Regions from separate parts of the Homo sapiens genome. Here regions 1, 3, 4 and 5 are each linked to region 2. Evidence: chromatin contacts called from ENCODE Hi-C or POLR2A ChIA-PET data. All regions are on one chromosome and are shown on one strand. Each heading gives the region's core, a stretch centred on a gene start or an enhancer-like site at or near the end of the contact. The rest is flanking DNA. Distances are from core to core; before and after follow the strand shown.

What was found. A loop is a pair of places that touch in the nucleus more often than their neighbours do. ChIA-PET counts read pairs that join two places held with the same protein, here RNA polymerase II (POLR2A). Pooled maps may share reads with other maps.
Region 1: a loop to region 2 is called in a map of transverse colon, with 21 times the contacts of the local background. The contact joins the enhancer-like site here to the promoter of YPEL5 in region 2. A Hi-C loop is called at or near these places in 1 of 168 maps with a recorded cell type or tissue (transverse colon). POLR2A ChIA-PET finds 5 or more read pairs at or near these places in 1 of 52 experiments (HepG2).
Region 3: a map of CD4-positive, alpha-beta memory T cell shows a loop between it and region 2 (13-fold over the local background). The contact joins the promoter of RBKS here to the promoter of YPEL5 in region 2. A Hi-C loop is called at or near these places in 1 of 168 maps with a recorded cell type or tissue (CD4-positive, alpha-beta memory T cell), 2 of 37 single-sample maps with no recorded cell type and 9 of 50 pooled maps. POLR2A ChIA-PET finds 5 or more read pairs at or near these places in 1 of 52 experiments (activated B cell).
Region 4: a map of naive thymus-derived CD4-positive, alpha-beta T cell shows a loop between it and region 2 (19-fold over the local background). The contact joins the promoter of TTC27 here to the promoter of YPEL5 in region 2. A Hi-C loop is called at or near these places in 2 of 168 maps with a recorded cell type or tissue (CD4-positive, alpha-beta memory T cell and naive thymus-derived CD4-positive, alpha-beta T cell), 3 of 37 single-sample maps with no recorded cell type and 13 of 50 pooled maps.
Region 5: a map with no recorded cell type shows a loop between it and region 2 (11-fold over the local background). The contact joins the promoter of SLC30A6-DT here to the promoter of YPEL5 in region 2. A Hi-C loop is called at or near these places in 3 of 37 single-sample maps with no recorded cell type and 17 of 50 pooled maps. POLR2A ChIA-PET finds 5 or more read pairs at or near these places in 2 of 52 experiments (activated CD4-positive, alpha-beta T cell and activated CD4-positive, alpha-beta memory T cell).

The regions. Positions count from the first base shown.
Region 1 is chr2:27,976,552-27,979,671 of GRCh38, forward strand. The region is part of intron 3 of BABAM2 (BRISC and BRCA1 A complex member 2); the gene reads left to right. Among named protein-coding and RNA genes, the nearest start is that of MIR4263, 18 kb to the right of the region's middle. Within about 2 kb of position 1,485, at least 7 of the 41 ENCODE cell types and tissues checked have a DNase peak (open chromatin) inside an H3K27ac peak, as active enhancers do.
Region 2 is chr2:30,145,523-30,148,316 of GRCh38, forward strand. YPEL5 (yippee like 5) reads left to right here and starts at 1,485. Exons shown (of 3, transcript NM_016061.3): 1 at 1,485-1,540. RefSeq lists silencers at 1,089-1,668, 1,699-1,868, 2,159-2,598.
Region 3 is chr2:27,888,679-27,891,717 of GRCh38, forward strand. RBKS (ribokinase) reads right to left here and starts at 1,709. Exons shown (of 8, transcript NM_022128.3): 1 at 1,579-1,709. The coding sequence starts at 1,667. BABAM2 (BRISC and BRCA1 A complex member 2) reads left to right here and starts at 2,051. Exons shown (of 12, transcript NM_199191.3): 1 at 2,051-2,164. It overlaps BABAM2-AS1 (BABAM2 antisense RNA 1), which reads right to left and starts at 2,436. Exons shown (of 1, transcript NR_028308.1): 1 at 778-2,436. RefSeq lists a silencer at 1,897-2,176.
Region 4 is chr2:32,626,492-32,629,361 of GRCh38, forward strand. TTC27 (tetratricopeptide repeat domain 27) reads left to right here and starts at 1,559. Exons shown (of 20, transcript NM_017735.5): 1 at 1,559-1,889. The coding sequence starts at 1,802. It overlaps LOC124905985 (a long non-coding RNA gene), which reads right to left and starts at 287. Exons shown (of 3, transcript XR_007086273.1): 1 at 142-287. RefSeq lists enhancers at 759-1,420, 1,139-1,198, 1,421-2,080, 1,609-1,668 and a silencer at 1,919-2,048.
Region 5 is chr2:32,164,211-32,167,311 of GRCh38, forward strand. It overlaps SLC30A6-DT (SLC30A6 divergent transcript), which reads right to left and starts at 1,529. Exons shown (of 1, transcript NR_185886.1): 1 at 831-1,529. SLC30A6 (solute carrier family 30 member 6) reads left to right here and starts at 1,654. Exons shown (of 14, transcript NM_017964.5): 1 at 1,654-1,693. The coding sequence starts at 1,691. RefSeq lists an enhancer at 2,974-3,101.

The sequences.
Region 1 (3,120 bases), core at 235-2,734, 2.2 Mb before region 2:
GAATGGTCGGAATATTTAAATACACAGGGATAGCATGAAGACATATTGGAGAGTGATAGAATTGTTCTGTATCCTAATTTTGGTGATGTTTACACAAATCTCTGCATGTTATACAACTCTTATAGGTGTACAGAAAAAGATGAATTTTACTGTGTATAAAGTTAAAAAATAGTTTATAATTTTTATGTCACCTTTTTTCTTTTTACTGTTTGAATGTGGCTACTGGTAAGTTTAAAATTATGTATGTGGCTTGCATTATTATTTCTATTACATAGCACTGCTTCAGATATTAGAAGTGCAAAGAAGGATTAGGTGTGGTCCGAAGTCTAGGAGAGGGATATGGCAGAAGGAAGTCTTCTAAGAAGAGGAGGCAAATTTAAATGACCTAAGTTTAGCCTCTGCCCCCTACTTCCATCCTTTGTTCTACAGATTTTGTTTGAGAGCCTAATTCATGTAAATATGCCAACTCTCAGATGTAGTAATTCCTTAGAGTCTTTTTCCTTGATATTGGAAATTAAACTCTACCACTCAAGATGAAAAGAATGCTGTGCAATGGAATAATTAGTGGCATCCTTGCATTTGTAGGCACAACAGCCTACATTGCTGAGGCAGTTGACAAGTTCCTTGACAAACTTGTGATGAATGTTTAAGTTCATATTATTATTGGTTAGACATTATTGTTTAAATTATTGCACCCAAGATTGTTTATTGTTTATAAATTGTCATAAAGGGAGGTTTCCAGAAGGATGCCTAGCCAGTATGTTTATAATTTGAAGTTAGGAGTGCCAACCCAAAATTGGAGTAGAATCTAAGAATATCATGATGGACTTTAAATAGGTAAATCTAGCGATACTGAAATATAATACAGATAAATTTAAAATTTCAAAATGGATTCTAAAATTTAGTTGTCCCAGTTAAGAAGAGGGATATGTAGCTTAGCAGTGGTAAATACATAAAAATGTTAGGGCTTTTAGTTAATAAGAAGCATAATAGGAGTCACTACTGATGAGGCTGCCAAAAAAGCTATTTTAACTTACAATGCCATTTATCAATAGAAGTTTAATACATAAATTAAGGCATGGATTTTTGTATTTGTTTCTGTGCTCTTTAGAACACACCTAGAATCTTATCTTGAGATCTGGGTGTTATCCTCTAAGAGAGCTATAGACAAACTGGTACATATTCAGAGAGGAGAGAGCCAAATGATGAAGGAAATTGAAACAAGTCAGATGAGGAATAGTGAAGGAGACTGGGATAGTAAGCCTGTCTAAGAGGTGACTCCTAGTGGGGTTGAAAGATAGGTCACGAGAACTGCCTTCAAATAATTGAAGGGCTGTGATATTACAGATAAATTAAACTTGTCCCATAAAGTTCTCAGAACCAGCAAATGGAATTTTCAGAGAGATATTAAATTTCAGTGTAAGGACACACTAAGGGTTAGAGCTAACTCTTGGAAATGAGTCACCTCTTCAAAGTTTTTCGTAAAGCTCTGAAATGGTTTGGATATGTGTCACCTCCAAATATCATGTTGAAATGTGACCTCCAGTGTTGGAGGTGAGCCTAGTGGGAAGTGTTTGGGTCATGGGGGTGGATCCCTCATGAATGGTGTGGTGCTGTCCTTGTGATAATGAAAGAGTTCTTGCTCTGACTTCATGTGAGATCTGGTTGTTTAAAAGAGCGTGGCACCTCCTCTTGCTCTCACTGCCACTCTCATCTTGTGATGTGCCTGCTCTCCCTTCACCTCCTGCCATGATTGTAAGCTTGCTGAGGTCTTTGCCAGAAGCAGATGCTGGCACCATGCTTCCTGTACAGCCTGCAGAACTGTGAGCCAATTAAACCTCTTTTTATAAATTATCCAGTCCTCGGTTAGTTCTTTATAGTGATGCAAAAATGGACGGACACAAACTCTATTGCTTGAACTTACTTTTTGTTGAGACTATCTCCTTCAAACTGGCGTTTCCACAAAGTTCTTGTCTGACTCTCACTTCCATACTTGGAGTTTCAGTCAGTAATCATTTAATGCAGCAACTGATAAGAATAATCTATCATTGGCAGAAAACCAGTCATTTACCTTTTTCTTTTTTTCTTTTTCAAGTTTCATTTTAGGTTCTGGGGTTACATGTGCAGGTTTGTTACGTGGGTAAATTGCATATCACTGGGGTTTGGTGTACAAAAGATTTAGTCACCTAGATAGTGAGCAAAGTACCCGATTGGTAGGTTTTTGACCATCACCCTCCTCTCACCCTCCACCCTCAAGTAGGCCCCAGTGTCTATTATTCCCCTCTTTGTGTCCATGTATACTCCAATGTTTAGCTTCCACTTACAAGTGAGAACATGTGGTATTTGGCTTTCTGTTCCTGGTTAGTTTGGTAGGATAATAGCCTCCAGCTACATCCATATTGCTGCAAAGGACATGATCTCATTCTTTTTTATGGCTGTGTAGTATTCCATGGTGTATATGTACCACATTTTCTTTTTTTCTTTTTTTTTTTTTGAGATGGAGTCTTACTCTGTTGCCCAGGCTGGAGTGCAGCGGCACAATCTCGGCTCACTGCAACCTCCACCCCCTGGATTCAAGCAATTCTCCTGCCTTAGCCTCCCAAGTAGCTGAGACTACAGGCATGCGCCACCATGCCCAGCCAATTTTTGTATTTTTTTGTTTAGTAGAGACGTGGTTTCGCCATGTTAACCAGGCTGGTCTCGAACTCCTCACCTCAGGTGATCCATCTGCCTCAGCCTCACAAAGTGCTGAGATTACAGGTGTGAGCCACTGCGCCTGGCCTATGTACATTTTCTTTATCAGATTCACTCTTGATGGGCATCTAGGATGATTCCAAGTCTTTGCTATTGTGAATAGTGCTGCAATGAACATATGAGTATATGTGTTTTTTTCATAGAATGATTTATATTCTTTTGGGTATATACACAGTAATGGGATTGCAGGGTTGAATGGTAGCTCTATTTTAAGTTCTTTGAGAAATCTCCAAACTGCTTTCCACAGTGGCTGAACTAGTTTATGTTCCCACCAACAGTGTGTAAGCATTTCCTTTTCTGTGCAGCCTCACCAGCATTTTGTTATTTTTTGACTTTTTAGTAATAGCCATTCTGACTGATGTTAGA
Region 2 (2,794 bases), core at 235-2,734:
AGGTCAGGAGTTCGAGACCAACCTGGCCAATATGGTGAAACCCCGTCTCTACTAAAAATACAAAAATTAGCCGGGCGTGGTGGTGTGCGCCTGTAATTCCAGCTACTCAGGAGGCAGAGGCAGGAGAATTGCTTGAACCCGGGAGGCGGAGGTTGCAGTGAGCCAAGATCATGCCACTGCACTCGAGCCTGGGCGACAGAGCAAGACTCCGTCTGAAACAAACAAACAAAAAAACTTATCTCCTGGAAAACTCACTTATTAAAAGATAACTAGTCCTTTTGCCTTTGATGCTCAGGTAAACTTCAGACGAACTAAATGAAAATACTTGTGGATTTGGGGATGAGCGGGAGTCAAGTGCTAGAATTTGCTTAGCAGCTTCTCTTCCACCAATAATGACTTTAAACATGTTGCAAACTAGCCCCAAATGCTAACCTACATTTTTAATCTGAGAGGTATGCGTCATCAAATATTTTGGTTTTATCCCGAAAGTCAGCTAACAGAGATGTAAGTACCTGGGCAACTCTAATGGAATGAGAAGCAACATCTTCCATCTTAAGCATTGATAAGGGTTAAGGGAACAGCTGCTCTTTGCAATGAACAAATCTCACTCTCTGAGGCAGAAATTCGCCATATAGAAGACTGAATTTCTTCATCTTTTTGAGAATCATTTCCACTACCCAGAAAAAACATTCAAATGAGTTGTAAATAAAGTCAAGCGCAGTTGAAAAATCCTGTATCCACAGATGTTTCTTAGGAGTGCCTATGCGCTTAGACTCGAGGGCTAGGGGTTTGAAAGCAAAAGGCAGCCCTCTACCAGGGGTGGTCGGGGAAACGGCCTCCAAGAAACGAATTACACGGTGCACTTTAGTTACCTAGGCAGCTGTTTGTCTAGGAAACAGCTTATTGTTTTCATTTGTCATCACCGCGGCTCACTAGGTATCAGGAAGCTCGGCTCCAGCCGCTACCTGGTGACGCTAATGACGTGCGATGTCTCGCAGCTGCCGCAATTAGACAGGCCAAGCCTTCGCCTTTAAGAAGCTGACTCACGTGGATGCTGTGTTGTGTGCGCTCAGCTGAAAGGGGGAGGTGGGTCCCCAGACTGACTACATTGGCCGCCTCGAGAGAAGGGGCAGAGTTAGCCTCTTTGATTGGCTGTACGAGTCCGAGGTGCTGGGTCAGGGGCGGGGCGAGCTGTCGCAAGCCTGCCCTGGGTCTGCGGCTTCTGAGAGGGGTGGGCCGCGAAGCGGAGGGGTGCGGGAGTGGGGGAGGGTGAGCCAGAGAAGGGGCGGGGCCCCGCGAAAAAGGCAGGAGGCCGAGGACAGGGGCGGGGCCTAGAAATAAAGGGCGTTCTGGGCCAACCGGGAGAGCTGACTGCGGGGGGGCGGAGCCACGCCGGGTGACTGACGTTGAGGCCCAACCAGGGAGAGGCGGGGCCAAGGCCAGGGCCTGACTAAACCTGGAGACTCGGGTGGCCGAGGGGCTTCATACCAGCTGAAGAGCGACAAGCCGCTGGCAGCCGCGGATCTCACCGCCGCTCAGGGTGAGTCCCGCGGGAGGGGCTGGACTCGGGGCCGGTGGGGACTGAGGCGCCCGTTCGGGTCGGGCGGCTTCGAGGCACTCGGGAATCGGCCCAGGGTGGGGGGCCCAGGCAGGAAGTGCCTCTTCCTCGCCGCGCTCTTCCCGGGGTCCCAGAGCGGCCGCCCCAGATCCTTCAGGGTGGGCCCCGGCGCTGGGACCGCGGGCGGACGCGCGGGGCTGTTTGCTCTTTGTGAGGCCTGGCGCGGCGGCCGCCGTCGGCCCGCCCCCGCCGCGCAGCCGGGCGACCGGTGCGACAACAGCCGCAACCCCTCCGCGCGGCGCCCGCGCCTCCGCCCCGTTTCCCCGTCGCGTCCTCCGAGGCCCGCCGCCGAGGCCCACGGCGCCCCCTGGGCGGACGGTCTGGCCGCGACCCCCAACCCGCCGCGCCGCGCCGCGGCTGCCCCGCCCCCACCCGTCGCATAGTCGGGGGCGCGCCCGGTCTCCGCCCCGAATCCAAGTCGGAACTTGACCGAGTTGTTTGGGCCGCGATGACCGCACGGCGTGAACCGTCCTGAGCAGGGCCCACGCCCGGCCCAAGCGGCCCAGCCACCGGGCTGGGGCGGTGTCTCCCTTTGCCCCCTCCCCCCCATGAACGTCCGCCTCCCCCGCCCTCCTGCCCAGAGGACCCGGGACTGACAGCGCAGGGTGACGGTTGGGCAGCCCGCCGGGTGTCGGGACCAAGAGAGCCCCCCGGCCACCCGCTCAGCTGTTTCCTGCTCGTGTTTGTTGTGCCGAGGGAGGCCCCGCCGCCACCGCCGCCGCCGCGCTCTGCCGCCCCGGTCCCTCCCGATTGGCCGGCTGGCGTCACGTGGCCTCCATCAGCTGGGCCGGCGGGGGCGCTCGCGGGCCCCACTGCGGCTGCCGGGTGAGCCCACCCGGGGGTCGCCCGGGCCGGCCCAGCTCCGCCAGCTTCGGGCTGCGGCCTTCCCTCCGCTTGCAGTCGGGAGGGTGGGCGTGCCCTTGCAACCCCTTTCCTGTACCTTCTCTGCAGGTAGATGGGACAAATGAGTGTCCGGATCAGCGGGAGTGGGAAATTGAAATACTACAAAGATCTGTTTAATCCTGATACCAACTAATCTCCCTTTCAAGGGAGAGTCTGGGAAGCTGTACAGCTCATTTATTTTTAAACTTTTTCTGTTTACAGAGATCTGTTGGTAATCTGAGGATTTTTATTCTACGTCGTCTTGACAGATGGAAAACCTGAAGTAACTTCGGG
Region 3 (3,039 bases), core at 459-2,958, 2.3 Mb before region 2:
TGTAAACACAGTAATGTTCTTTCTACACAGATGTCTGCAAACTATGGCCTGCAGGATGTTCTTGTAAGGCTTGGGAGGTAAGAATGGTTTTTACATTTAAAAAATGTTGTTAAAAAAAAATGTGACCTTGACCACATACGGCTTGCAAAGCCTAAAATATTTACTATCTGGCCCTTTACAGAAAAGTTTACTTACTCTTGCTCTAGAAAAAGATGTACAGGCCTCTTCAACAAATGTCTCCAACTAGATTCAATTTTATGCTCTGTCACCAAAGGAAAGTATTTTTATCTTGGCACAGTGTCTGACAGAATAGTTCTAATATTTGTGGAAAAATAAAGGTCATTGGTATTTAAAATTCTTTTGTTGCTTCTTCTCGTTACACAGTCTCCTACTCATCCTCAAGTTTTCGTCAGTCACTATAACTGCCTCTAGCAGTCTCTTCTCTAACTCCCACCTTTCTAATCTCAGTGGAAATTTGGTAACACAGCTTATAAATATTTTAAGGTAAGGTTAAATTGGTTACATGAAGACCCTAGACCTATTTTCTGAGTAGAATACAGGTGGTTTGGTGCAGCAATTTGGTGACTTATTTTGATTGTCCCAAAGCCTTTTTGTTTAGTTCCACGTTCTCTATTACCCTTTGGAAAAGCAACATTTCAGGACGAATGAGGTGTTACTGTAGCATACCTGATCATTTTTATAACACAAAGTAGCATTACAACTGAAAAGATATTCATCAAAAGACTGAACTGCAGTAATTGGAGTGGTAGGATTTTCTTGGAATATCTGAATTTATTACTAATTTTACAGTGAACATACATTACTTTTGTAATCAGAAAAGCTACCTTAATTTAAAAAAAAGAAAAATCAGAAGGATCTGTCTACTCAATCTTACTGACCTAACTCAACAATTTTCATTTGGCATATTTTCTATCATAATTTGATCATCGTTTTCAGAGGTTGTAAATACTGTGTTTATGTTTTTATTTTGATTCATACTTGGCTTGCTGAAAAATACGCTGTAAATATAAAATACTGCAGTAATGCCGACAATCAACATGGTGAAAGGTGACAGTCTTTTTGATTTCTGCTCAACTCATTATTTTATACAATAAGCTCAGACGAATAATACCCAATTTGGATAATGTTACGCTTGACAAAACACTTTACTTCATTTAGTCCTCACAACAACCCTGTGAGGTAGGCACATTCTCGGAGGTAAAATGACGTGGGCAAAGTTCCCTGGCTCGTTTGGGGAAAGGCTCAGCAGCCGGGCCAAGAAAGGTCTTTGGGGGCGCAAGTCTTTGGAGGGCAGGTCTTTGGGGAGCGCTTTGAGTAATATTAGAGCTTTCACTAAACCCTGGCCTATTACGTCCCCTCCCCTGAGATTTACCTTTATATACTCAAGTTCTTTCATGCCAGGAAGGTAGGCTGAAGGCTTCGAAAACCTGCAGCTCATACCCAAAGCTAGCACTGTCTATCCCTGGAGACCCAGCGCCCAAAAGCTCCACTGGGCGCATAGCGCACGGCACGCCTCCTCCCCCGAGCCGCAGACTGAGTAACTGGCCCCGGACTAACCTGACCAGGTCGGTCATGCAGGAGCCCACCACTACCACCGCCGCCACCTCCTCTTGCCACTGCCTCTGGGGTTCCCCAGACGCCGCCATCGCTCAAAGGTGCTGCTGTCCAACCTGGACGGTGACCTCTGCCCTTTGCCCGACCCCGTAACCAGAGACGCCACTCCTGCCCTCCCTAACGACGCGGGCCTTTCAGACGCCTACGCGGGTCGCCCACCTGACTGCCCGAAATCACCCCGCCCACCAAGTGTCCCCTCTTCTTCCTGGAATAGTCTCGGTGCACAGCCTCACGTAACAGGGCCCTCCTGATATGGCGAGACTCCGCGCTCCTCGTCACTCACGGGGCAGGCGCTGAGGAAGGAACTGTCAGGCACCGCGGGGACGCCTTTCCGAGCGCCCGGCTCGGCGCGGCGCGGGGGCGCGCACGCCGCCCAGCTTCGGGGCCGCAGAGGGGGCGGGGCGGGACGTCCGGGGAGTGCGCACGCATCCTGCCCGCGGCGCGCGCGCAGGTCGGTGCGTCTGTCGGGGGCGCGCTCGGGTACCTGTACCCCACGTAGTCGCCGGTTACCGATCGGACTAAGTTCCAGGTACCTGGACTGGGGCTGGTGCGGGGAGGTTGGATCCCGAGTCGCACAGGTGGCGTGGAGAACTGTGGTTTAAATATGGCCAGGGGACTCGCCTCCTCTTCCTATGGAGAAGGCCCCCGTTCCAAAGATGCCCTTCTCATCCCCATCACGCTGATTCCCTCAAGAACGAGCCCCCAAGGCCAGAGGCGTCTCTTTCTCCATATCTGGCCCATCCCCTGGTTCCTGTAAACCCCGAGTATTAGTTCCTTGTTGCCTGATGAGGGGAATCATACAGTTTGGAAGAGGGGAGAGTGTCCCTTTTTAAGACGTCCCCTAGAGTGGGGTGGTCATTCTTCGGGTCTGAGCTAACTTGTTTTTCTCGAATGTTGCCCCTTGGGGGAAATTGCTTCCCCAGTGTAACTTCCCTCGTGCGCTGTATGACGTCGACGTGACGCAGCAGGATGCCACCCCTTTCCGTTCCATGACGTCAGCAGGGCACATGTTTCCGTGTTTGTCATCTCATTTTAATTGCAAGAACCTGGATGGTGCTTTAGACGTCTTTGTAATCCCCAGGCCTCTCATCAAAGGACCTTTTGTAACTTTATTTTGGGGTAGCAGACCCTTGCAAAAATTGTAATTTTGCATTTTCCTTTTGCAATACGTCAAAATCAGGAAATACAAATTGCAGTAGTAGTATTCAGGGGACTCTGACCACCGTAAATATTTGTATATCTGGGGTGTATTATAGTGCTGCCATGCGTAAGAGTTACTACCGGTGGTGACTCCCTGTCCATGTACCCGGTTCACTGCACCAAAGGACCAGTGTTTTTGGCTAAGTGACTTCTGATTTTGGAGTCATTGTGTTCCACTCCCCACCCCCCGCCCTTTTTTTTTAG
Region 4 (2,870 bases), core at 309-2,808, 2.5 Mb after region 2:
TCTTGGCTCACTGCGACCTCCGCCTCCTGGGTTCAGGCCATTCTCCTGCGGCAGCCTCCTGAGCAGCTGGGACTACAGGCGCCCGCCACTACGCCCGGCTAATTTTTTAAAAAAATATTTTTAGTAGAGATGGGGTTTCACCTTGTTAGGCAGGATGGTCTCCATCTCCTGACCTCATGATCCGCCCGCCTCGGCCTCCCAAAGTGCTGAGATTACAGGCGTGAGCCACTGCGCCCGGCCTGAAAAACAGTTTTTAATTACTTCTCAGTGGGAGGACATTTTAGGGCATCCGCTCTTCTCCAATCACAGTCAGGTCCGGCTTCCTTTGGTATCTGATGGCAATGGCTGAAATGAGCTGAGCTGAGTTCCTCTCCCTTCACATTCTGGAGTGGCTCTTTACTGAGTAAGAAAGTGAATTAACATTTATTTAGCTTCTTCCTTGGAGCTGGGTACCGGGTCAGCCTCTTTTCAGAGAGCTTTTGCTCTTGTGGTCAGAGTTACCCTGCAGTTTTCTCCTGGCTCTTACATGACATATCTCAGTACAGGTGTCAAGCCAATGGGACAAAGCCATAGTCCTGTTTTCCTTCCCTCCTTCCCTCCCTCCCTCCCTTCCTTCCTTCTTCCCTCCCTCCCTCCCTCTTTCCTATTGCCCAGGCTGGAGTGCAGTGGCACCATCTCAGCTCACTGAAACCTCCGCCTCCCGGGTTCAAGCAATTCCCCCGCCTCACCGTCCCGAGTAGCTGGGTTTACAGGGGTGCCCCACTACGTCCGGCTAATTTTTGTATTTTTAGTAGAGACGGGTTTCACCATATTGGCCAGGCTGGTCTCGAACTCCTGACCTCAGGTGATCCATCCGCTTCATCCTCCCAAAGTGCTGAGATTACAGGCGTGAGCTACCGCGCCCGCCCTCTAACTGTTTCTTTGGAGTGCTGCTAGGAAGATTCAAAGAAGTGCAAATAAGGTACCAGCGGAGGCTGGTTTGTCTCCTTGCAATTTCTTTGTGATCACCCCTGGGATCACTCTTCTACAGCGTTCCGACAGTGTTCCAAAAACTTCCCTGCACCAGCGGCAGGGGCAGATTTCCCACCCGGCCATGATTCATGTAGAGCAGTGTCAAAACCAGATCCTTTCCTTACACGCTCATTCGCCGAAAGACCCATGCTATGCTGACGGGGTTCCAACCTGGGCTTCACCGACTCCACGTCAGAGGGTCTGTGATTCCCTGAGAGGGTACCCTTAGGCTGAGAGCAAGGGCCCACCTGCACTCTGCGCGAAGGACTGTGGTTTTCATCGGGTTGTCGAGAGCGTTCTAACCCAAAATGCTTTAAGAATCACAACTCTAGCCCTTCTAATCAAACTGCTTTGGCCAAGACGTCCGTTTTGAGTTGCATTTGAACCCTAGCCCTCGGTGGGAGGCACACTCACTTCCACGTTCACAGTTCTTGGAAGCGGTCCCACTGGGGGCGGGGCTGAGCGCGACCGCGCCCTCAACTCCCCCTATTGCCCGCCCCGGGGTGGGGCATAACCACCCAACAGGCTCCTTACTCAAGCTCGGGTTCTTCTCCTAGGCGGAAGCCAGACCAGAGAGCGTGCGTGTTTTTCCCAGGGTGCCCCGCGCTGCTGTTATGGCCGCCTCCTTGAGGTAGTATCCGCACATGGAATTCTAGGGCCGCAGGTGTATTTACGGTAACTGTCGCCACTAGATTTCAGCGCCTTTGGACTCTCCTGTTTTCACTTTCTTTTGTTGACTCCCGTGTGGCCCTCGTGGGAGCCTGTTTTGGCTGCAGCGGTGTCTGGGGTGATGTGGACCCCGGAGCTGGCAATTCTGAGGGGATTCCCCACTGAGGCTGAGCGGCAGCAATGGAAACAGGAGGGGGTCGTCGGTTCAGGTGAGAGGCGCACCTACCGGGCCTTAGGCTATCGTGGGAACTGTGAGGAAAAGGGATGGCAGCGACTGATTCTCATCCCTCCCTTCATTTTTCCCTAACACAGTCTAGCTGATTCCTTGAGGCTTTGGGTCGTTTAGTCTTTGACATGGTGGGCGTGGTCCTCACTTTCTTTGCGCAAAACTTCTTACCGCCCAGGTTCAGTAATAATGACAATGGCAATGTCAGTTATTTTTCTAAGCCCTTAACATGTACTCAGTCATTTAATGCTTATAGTAGATACTTAAGGTAGATTCAATTTTTAATCCCATTTTGCGGTGAAGATCTGTAAATACAGTTGGGTTAAGTAATTTTATTTTATCTATTTATTTATTTATTTATTTATTTATTTATTTATTTATTGAGACGGAGTTTTGCTTTTTGCCCAGGCTGGAGTGCAATGGCGCGATCTCGGCTCGCTGCAACCTCCGCCTCCCGGGTTCAAGTGATTCTCCTGCCTCAGCCTCCAGGGTAGCTGGGATTACAGGCATGCGCCACCACGCCCGGCTAATTTTGTATTTTTAGTAGAGTCGAGGTTTCACCATGTTGGCCTAGCTGGTCTGGAACTCCTGACCTCAGATGATTCGCCTGCCTCAGCCTCCCAAAGTGCTGGGATTACAGGCCTGAGCCACCGCGCCCGGGTCTGGTTAAGTAATTTATTTAAGGTCACACTGTTGGTAAGCAGAGGAGCTAAAATGAGGCAGCAAAGTTGTTTTTTTGGGGGGATGGAGTCTCCCTCTTGTTGCTCTGGCTGGAGTGCACTGGTGCCATCTCGGCTCACTGCAACCTCCGCTTCCCCGGTTCAAGCGATTCTCCTGCTTCAGCCTCCAAAGTAGCTGGGACTACAGGCATGCACCACCATGCCCGGCTAATTTTGTGTTTTTAGTAGAGACGGCTTTCATCATGTTGGTCAGGCTGGTCTGGAACTCCTGACCTCAGGTGATC
Region 5 (3,101 bases), core at 279-2,778, 2.0 Mb after region 2:
ATTACTGTGGCTGCAGTGTGGAGAACAGATTGTCGATAGATGATAATACCTACGATTTTATTTATTTTTTACTTCTTATTTATTTTTTTGAGATGAAGTGTTGCACTGTTGCCCAGGCTGGAGAGCAGGGGCACGATCTCGCCTCACTGCAACCTCTGCCTCCCGGGTTCAAGCAATTCTCCTGCCTCAGCCTTCTTAGCAGCTGGGATTACAGGCACCCGCCACTACGCCCAGCTAATTTTTTTTATCTTTAGTACAGACAGGGTTTCACCATGTTGGCCAGGCTGGTCTCAAACTCCTGACCTCGTGATTCGCCCGCCTAGGCCTCCCAAAGTGCTGGGATTACAGACGTGAGCACCACACCTACTCAGTTGTTCTGTATACCATTACATGTTCAGCAACCCTAATCCAACCATCTGAAATTAAAATGCTCCAAAATCAAAACTTTTTGATCATCAACACGATGCCACAGTGGAAAATTCCACACCTGACCGCATGTAAAAAGCTGTAGTCAAAATTTTGTTTGATACACACACAATTTTTAAAATTGCATAAAATTACCCTGAGGCTATGTGCATAAGGTGTATACGAAACATAAATGAATTTCAAGTTTAGCCTCTGGCCCCATCCCCAAGATAAAGAGCCACAATCTGAAACAGTTCTGGTCTTAAGCATTTGGGATGAAGGATACTCAACCTATACCCAGTTTTCTACACGACACTACTTATGAATATCTTTTAAAAATTTCTTTATCCCTACTTGTTTTCTGTCTTCCCTACCAGAATATAATTTTCACGAGACCAGTATCTGACAAACACACGTGCTACATATTCAATCTTTATCGAATGAATTTAATATTTTCCAAGTTTTCTATAATTAACATTACTTCTATATTATTAATTTTATAGAGAATCCAAATAGCATTTTATTAAGTAGACCATTAGTCGGTCCGAGTTCAAATTCTGCTACTACAGCAAACTATATGTAGGACTCAAGGCAAGTTTCTTTTTTTTGAGACGGAGTCTCGCGCTGTCGCCCAGGCTGGAGTGTAGTGGCGCGATCTCGGCTCACTGCAACCTCCGCCTCCTAGGTTCAAGCGATTCTCCTGCCTCAGCCTCCAGAGTAGCTGGGATTACAGGCGCGTGCCACTACGCCCGGCTAATTTTTGCATTTTTAGTAGAGCCGGGGTTTCACCATGTTGGCCAGGCTGGTCTCGAACTCCTGACCTCAAGTGATCCGCCTGCCTCGCCGCCGAAAGTGCTGGGATTACAGGAGTGAACCACCACGCCTGGCGGAGGCAAGTTTCTTAATCTTCTTTCCTCACTTGTAAAACTGGAATACTGTCCATTTTCATAAGGTTAAATCATACAACACAGGTAAAAGCGCTTCAGCACGCAACGAAATTTTTCTAACGTAACGAAAAACTCCTCGTTGCTCCTTGCCTTGCCCTTAACCTCAACGCTTCAGGTCCCGACCAATCTCTCGGAGAGCTCAGAGGGAGCCGCTCTAGCCGCCTTCCGCCACGGAGTGCAGGGACAGCCGGGAAGGGGACGGAAGCCGGAGGCCAGAGCACGCACTTCCTCCCACGCTTTCCTCACAGCCAATCGCCCACTGGTGCCCCACCCCTTCCGTTCTGGGAAAACTCGAGCACCCAGAACGGCTTCCGGCGGGAGCTGTGCAGCTCCTTATCATGGTGAGTTGGCTGTTGGGGTGAGGGTTTCGGCTGTAGCTGATTCGGTTTATCTTATTTGGTCCCGAAGCGACCTTGAAATCCCTCAGCCACCCAGAGGAGGGGTCATTGGAGTTGAAGTCGGGCCCCTTGGCAGGAGCGGCTGTCTCCCAAAATGTTCCCCTTCAGAGTTCTGGTCCCTTTCGGTCCCTCACCTGTTCCGCAGGCGCTCACGATCTAGGCCCCGCTGCAGGCAGAGCTTTCAGCTCCTGGCGAGTTTCTGACTTCCCTCTGCCGAGATTTCTTTAAGGTAATAAAAGTTTTTGCCAGCGTCAACAACTAGGCCACCAACAAAAGATCTGAAAACAAGTCCACAGCAACAACTGTAATAGTGATTCTTAGAGCAGTGGCGATAACGCCAGCGGAAAAAAAAAAAAAAGGTTAGTAATAGGGTTTTAGGGCAGACGTCTCACTCTGCAACTTGGCTTTACTAAATATTAAGTAGCCTGATTACGGCAGCAAATTTCATAAGCGCAGTAACTACAGAAAGTCAAGGTGTTGGTAGGACATTTTATTGCTGCTTTATTTCTGGGTTTGTAGAAACTAATGGAAGACCCAGTAGACGTTATGGTTGTTGGGATATGGTGTTTTCTCTCAAATTTGTTAGAATTAGTCATTCTTTGCCTTTAGAGCTCAAATATATAGCTCTGAACTTTAAAGATAAGCAGTTGGTTGGGATTTGAAGTGTCCAAGTGGCGTGTGCCTTTTGAAAATGCATTTATTAGAAAAATTTATGGAGTACTTATTGATAGCCTACGTATGAGAAAGAGACCACATTTCTGTGCCTAAGCTTTTGTCACTGTACTAAGTTTTTTACTTAAGTGGATATGGTCGGGAAAATGCCTCATTCACACACTTTATGTTTTGTAAATTTTCTGTAATCCTTTTGCACACAGAAAATGGGTAAAAGTTTACACTTTTTGGCTAATGATCAAATAGCCTTCAGTTACGCTCTTCTTCAAAACATTCACCATTGTGAAGCCTGTAGCCAGAGTTATATTTCTAAAATTTGACCACATCACTCCCTTACTCAAATTTTCTCCTTTTTTTTTTTTCTGTAGCACTCAAGATAAAGTCCTGTTTAGCATGGCATACAAAGCCACTCATTATCAAGCTTCTTACTTTTACAGCCTCTTTTTTTGTTGTTGTTTTCGAGACGGAGTTCCACTCTTGTTGCCCAGGCTGGAGTGCAATGGCGCGATCGCGGCTCACCACAACTTCCGCCTCCCGGGTTCAAGCGATTCTCCTGCCTCACCTTCCCGAGCAGCTGGGATTACAGGAATGCGCCACCACGCCTGGCTAATTTTGTATTTTTAGTAGAGACGGGGTTTCTCCATGTTGGTCAGGCTGATCGCGAACTCCTGACCTCAGG